Regions from separate parts of the Homo sapiens genome. Here region 1 is linked to region 2. A link is an interaction called in ENCODE POLR2A ChIA-PET data of the cell type or tissue named here. Cell type or tissue: PC-3. All regions are shown on one strand. Each heading gives the region's core, and the rest is flanking DNA. Links, peaks and the distances in the headings are about the cores only.

What was found. Peaks named below come from ENCODE experiments on the same cell type or tissue, not always from the same donor. Only the 100,000 strongest peaks of a DNase experiment are listed, where the experiment ranks them.
Region 1: POLR2A ChIA-PET joins it to region 2 with 10 read pairs; 2 of 35 experiments call an interaction of 5 or more read pairs at or near these places.

Annotation. Positions count from the first base shown.
Region 1 is chr19:17,739,751-17,742,657 of GRCh38, reverse strand. The region is part of intron 3 of FCHO1-AS1 (FCHO1 antisense RNA 1); the gene reads left to right. Among named protein-coding and RNA genes, the nearest start is that of FCHO1-AS1, 10 kb to the left of the region's middle. In PC-3, for the core only: no CTCF peak of the experiment used is centred there; no DNase peak of the experiment used is centred there.
Region 2 is chr19:17,457,764-17,460,670 of GRCh38, reverse strand. NXNL1 (nucleoredoxin like 1) reads left to right here. Exons shown (of 2, transcript NM_138454.2): 1 at 1-127. Among named protein-coding and RNA genes, the nearest start is that of NXNL1, 1.7 kb to the left of the region's middle. In PC-3, for the core only: no CTCF peak of the experiment used is centred there; no DNase peak of the experiment used is centred there; H3K27me3 peaks cover 5 bases.

The DNA of each region.
Region 1 (2,907 bases), core at 224-2,723, 280 kb before region 2:
CTACAAAAAAAAAAAAAAAAAAAAAATACAAAAATTAGGCCAGGTGCGGTGGCTCAAACCTGCAATCCTGGCACTTTGTGAGGCCCAGGTGGGAAGATCACGTGAGCTCAGGAGTTTGAGACCAGCCTGGGCAAAATGGTGAAACCCTGCCTGTGCCAAAAATACAAAAAATTAGCTGGGCTCCATGGCTTGTGCCTGTAGACCCAGCTACTTGGGAGGCTGAGGTGGGAGGATCCCTTGAGCCCAGGAGGCAGAGGGAGCAGTGAGCGGAGATCATGCCACTGCACTCCAGCCTGGGTGACAGAGCAAGACGACCCCATCTCAAAAAAAAAATTAGGTGGGCATGGTGGACTGTGCCTGTGGTCCAAGCTTCTCAGGAGGCTGAGGTGGGAGGACTCCTGGAGGCTGCAATGAGCCAAGATCATGGCACTGCACTCCAACATGGGCATGAGAGTGAGACCCTATCTTAAAAAAAAAAGAAAGGAAAAAAGAAAAAGAAAAGTTGCTGTTTAACACAATTGACTTGCCCTCAAATTCCTTCCTGGGTGAAGCCAAGAACCCTCTCAGACTAAGCCCCAATTTTGAGGCTTGCCTGTCCTATCACCTTCACGTGCTCAGCTGTTCCATTGAAGTGCATGTGTGTAGCAATTCCAGAATGTTTAACTGGGACCCACAGTGGGGTTTCAAACAGAAACTGCTCACCTTTTTCTCCAGCTTGAAACACTCCCCAGACTCCCCAGCACTCTTGGTAAAAACTGCAAACCTGTCTCAGCAGCCCATCATGCTTATGGGGTCCGGCCCTCCCTACATTCCTGTCCTCACCTCTCTCTACCCACCTCAATGCAGGGGGCACAAAAGCCGTTCCACCTCAGGGTGCATCTGACTGGTAACTTTCCTACCTTGAGCTCTTAGTTCCTGTTTGGTCCCCTCCTCCAGGAAGCCCTCCATCTGGCCTCCCAGGCTCCTTTCCCAACTTTAGCTCTTATGGTCCCTTCCTCCAGGAAGCCCTCCATCTGGCCTCCCAGGCTCCTTTCCCACCTTTAGCTCTTGTGGTCCCCTCCTCCAGGAAGCCCTCCTTCTGGCCTCCCAGGCTCCCGTCCCACCTTTAGCTCTTAGTTCCTATGTGGTCCCCTCCTCCAGGAAGTCCTCCTTCTGGCATCCCAGATTTCCTTCCCACCTTTAGCTCTTAGTTCCTATGTGGTCCTCTCCTTCAAGAAGCCCTCCAGCTAGCTTCCCAGGCTCCTGAAAACCCATCTGGTTTTCCTTCCAAGCCAGTGCTGATCCCCCAGGACTGGGATGTTATGTTAGGCATTGCCCCCTCCCCCTCCAGCCTGGGAGCTTCTTGGGGGCCCTGGCCCTGGTACTATCCACACCTGTCAGGTGAGGTCTGAACTGCATCCACACTCCCCCAGACACTCCACTCCCAAGCCTGGGCCAGGGGAAACAGAGCTCAGAGAAAGCAAGCTACTCTTGGAAGTCACACAGCAAACACACGTCAGAGGCAGGACTTGACATGGGTGTGCTGGTACCACAGCTCACACCTGCCCTGGGCCCAGATCCCAAAGGATGCTGTAGGGGGTGGGGAGGACAGGATGACATAGGTCAGGCCTGTCTGGAGTGCCTGGGGCCGAACAGGCCAGGGAAGAAAACTCAGGGGTCCAGTTGCCAAAACAGCCCAAGGCTCCCTGCTCTTCCTGGAGGTTCAGGCCAACTTTCTTATTTCTGAGACTGGGGAAGAGGAGAAGCCCAGAGAGGTTAAGGAACATTCCCGAGGTCACCCAGCAGTGCTGCCAAGCTGGGGCACAACCAACATTTCCCAAGAACCTGGTGTGTGGGTACAGGTACTGGGTCCTGTCCTGGGCAGCGGGCACCCAGAAACAACCAAGATGGAGAGGGTGCAGCTCTCATGGGCTCACAGTTGGGGGAATCAATATAAACATATTGACATATAAACATATAAACAAGTAAGAGTCTGCTAGGGCTATGGATTAAAAGGAAATACAACAGGAAGATGTGCTGGTGGACAGGACGACACTTTATTTATTTATTTATTTATTTATTTATTTATTTATTTATTTATTTTGAGATGAAGTCTCGCTTTTGTCCCCCAGCCTGGAGTGCAATGGTGCGATCTCGGCTCACTGCAACCTCCATCTCCCGAGTTCAAGTGATTCTCCTGCCTCAGTCCCCTGAGTAGCTGGCATTACAAGCGCCCGCCACCACGTCCAGCTAGTTTTTGTATTTTTAGTAGAGACGGGGTTTCACCATGTTGGCCAGGCTGGTCTCAAACTCCTGACCTCAGGTGTTCCCAAAGTGCTAAGATTACAGGCGTTGAGCCGCTGCGCCCGGCCTTATTTATTTATTTTGAGACAGTCTCACTTTGTTGCCCAGGCCATCTCAGCTCACTGCAACCTTCACCTCCCAGGTTCAAGCGATTCTCCTGCCTTATCCTCTCGAGTAGCTGGGATTACAGGCACCCACCACCACGCCCGAATAATTTTTTTTTTTTTTTTTTGAGACGGAGTTTTGCTTTTGTCGCCCAGGCTGGAGTGCAGTGACGCGATCTCGGGTAACTGCAACCTCTGCCTCCCGGGTTCAAGTGATTCTCCTGCCTCAGGCTCCAGAGTAGCTGGGATTACAGGCGTGTGCCACCACGCCCCGCTAACCAGGTTGGTCAGGCTGGTCTCGAACTCCTGACCTCAGGTGAGCCACCCACCTCACCCTCCCAAAGCGCTAGGATGACAGGAGTGAGACACTGCATCCGGCCCTAATTTTTGTATTTTTAGTAGAGACGGGGTGTGACTATGTTGGCCAGGCTGTTCTCAAACTCCCGACTTCTGGTGATCCGCCTGCCTCAGCTTCCCAAAGTGCTGGGATGACAGGCGTAAGCCACCATGCCTGGCCAGG
Region 2 (2,907 bases), core at 134-2,633:
TACTGCGGGCGGCTCAGCTGGCCCTGGTGTACGTGTCCCAGGACTCCACGGAGGAGCAGCAGGACCTGTTCCTCAAGGACATGCCAAAGAAATGGCTTTTCCTGCCCTTTGAGGATGATCTGAGGAGGTGAGGAGGGGCAGGGAGGGCTTCCTGGAGGAGGGGGCATGTTCGCTGAAAGTGAAGCATCCATTCTAACTAGAGTGAATGAGCAGCCCCTGTGTGCCAGTCCATATACTGGGAACTAGGGGGTACAGACAGGGGTGCCCACTTCCACATGCTGGCTTCCATGCCACCCCAGGGAGCTTAGAGCCGAGTGAGAGGAACAGATGCAAAAGACAGAATCAACTATGTAATAGCAAGGCCGGGCATGGTGGCTTAACCCTGTAATCCCAGGACTTTGGCAGGCCGAGGTGGGCAGATCACCTGAGGTCGGGAGTTTGAGACAAGCCTGGTCAACATAGTGAAACCCTGTCTCTACTAAAAATACAAAAATTATCCAGGCGTGGTGGTGGGCGCCTGTAATCCCAGCTGCTTGGGAGGCTGAGGCAGGAGAATCGTTTGAAACTGGGAGGCAGATGCTGCAGTGAGGTAAGATCGTGCCACTGCCCTCCAGCCTGGGTGACAGAGGGAGACTCTGTCTAAAAAATCAAAAAACAAATATATAATAGCGAATTGCAGTAGTGCTCAGAGGACAAAGCTAGGCCACAAAGTGGAAATACAATGAGGGAAACCTTGGTGAGGTTCCGGGGTCAGAGGATGCTTCCCCGAAAAAGTGGCTTTAAAGAGAGACCCCTAGCTGGGCACGGTGGCTCATGCCTGTAGTCCTAGCCACCTGGGAGGCTATGGTAAGAGGATAACTGGAGCCTAGAGTTTGAGGCTGCAGTGAGCTATGATCGCACCACTGCACTCCAGCCAGGGCAATACAGGTAGACCCTGTCTCTTAAAAAAGTAAGGCCAGGTACGGTGGCTCACACCTGTAAATCTAGCACTTTGGGAGGCCAAGGTGAGCAGATCACCTGAGGTCAGGAGTTCGAGACTAGCCTGACCAATATGGCAAAACCCTGTCTCTACTAAAAATACAAAAATTAGCCAGGCCTGGTGGCGCACAGCTGTGGTCCCAGCTACTTGCGAGGCTGAGGCAGGAGAATTGCTTGAATCCAGGAGGCGAAAGTTGCAGTGATCCGAGATGGTGCCACTGCACTCCAGCCTGGGCAACAGAGTGAGACTCTGTCTCAAAAATAAAAATAAAAAATAAAAAATGTAATAAATAAATAAATTACAGGGAGACTCCAATGAGAAGAAAGATAGGAGGATGGAGAATGAGGAAAGGGAAGGGGTTCCAGGCAGAGGGCACAGCAGAAAGGCTTGGAGGCTGTCAGAGAAAGAACAACCAGTTCAGGGAGACTGTAGGTAATTCCGGAGAGGATCAAATTTACAATGTTATTGTTACTGCCCACGCATTTGTCATAATCTTCTTTAGATGTGACAGGTCTGTGGTGCAGAGCCACCTTAACAAGTATAGACATGATCCTCAGAGTAGCAGGGAGCCATGGTGGACATTAGAACAGAGGGAGAGGTAGTCGGATTCAAGCTTTATAAGGAGATGTCCAGCCAGGCATGGTGGCTGACACCTGCAATCCCAGCACTTTTGGAGGCTGAGGCAGGAGGATTGCTTGAGGCTGGGAGTTGAAGACCAGCTTGGGCAACACAGCAAGACACCACCACTCCCATCTCTAAAATTATAAAAAAGAAAAATTATGAAAGGTGGCTTGGTGCGGTGGCTCATGCCTGTAATCCCAGCACACTTTGGGAGGCCGAGGTGGGTGGATCACGTGAGGTCAGGAGTTCAAGACCAACCTGGCCAACATGGTGAAACCCCGTCTCTACTAAAAATACAAAAATTAGCCAGACGTAGTGTTGGGTACCTGTAGTCCCAGCTACTCAGGAGGCTGAAGCACGAGAATCGCTTGAACCCGGGAGGCGGAGGGTGCAGTGAGCCAAGATCGCACCACTGCACTCCAGGCTGAGCGACAGAGCAAGACTCTGTCTCAAAAAAAAAAAAAAAAAAAAAAATTAAAAAGATCCTTTAAAAAAATTTACAAAAGGAGCTGCCCAATGAAACAGTATTATAGCTTGACTTTTTATTATGAAAAAAACGTTCAGGCTGGGTGCAGTGGCTCACGCTTGTAATCCTAGCACTTTGAGAGGCCGAGGCGGGCGGATCACGAGGTCAGGAGATCGAAACCAGGGTGAAACCCCGTCTCTACTAAAAATACAATAAATTAGCCGGGCGTGGTGGCGGGCGCCTGTAGTCCCAGCTACTCGGAGAGGCTGAGGCAAGAGAATGGTGTGAACCCGGGAGGTGGAGCTTGCAGTGACCCGAGATCGTGCCACTGCACTCCAGCCTGGGCGACAGAGCGAGACTATGTCACAAAAAAAAAAAAAAAAAGAAAGAAAGAAAAAGAAAGAAAGAAAAAAAATGTTCAAACATAGCAAAAAGTTGAAAGAAGTGTACAATGAAACCCATCGCAATTGTTAACATTTTGCCATATTCACTTTGTCTACAATACAAATACGTGTCTATAGACACATATACACTTTGTCTACAATAAAAATACGTGTCTATATACACGTATATGCATACGTGTATAGTTTGTGCTAAATTATTTGAAAGTGAGTTGCAGACTTCATGACATTTTCCCAATGTCATGCCTTTTGTTACTCAACAAGTTGGAAGTTTCTGGTCATCATCAGAATTTGGACATCATCAGAGTTTGGACACTGAATCCTGCCCACTGCCCTCGGCAGCTGAGGAGATTCCTCCCTGACGCTAGCAACGCTTCCTTCCCTGGGGCAGAGACGCCAGCTGCAGACAAATGCTGACCTTCTCTGAGACAGGGTCCTCT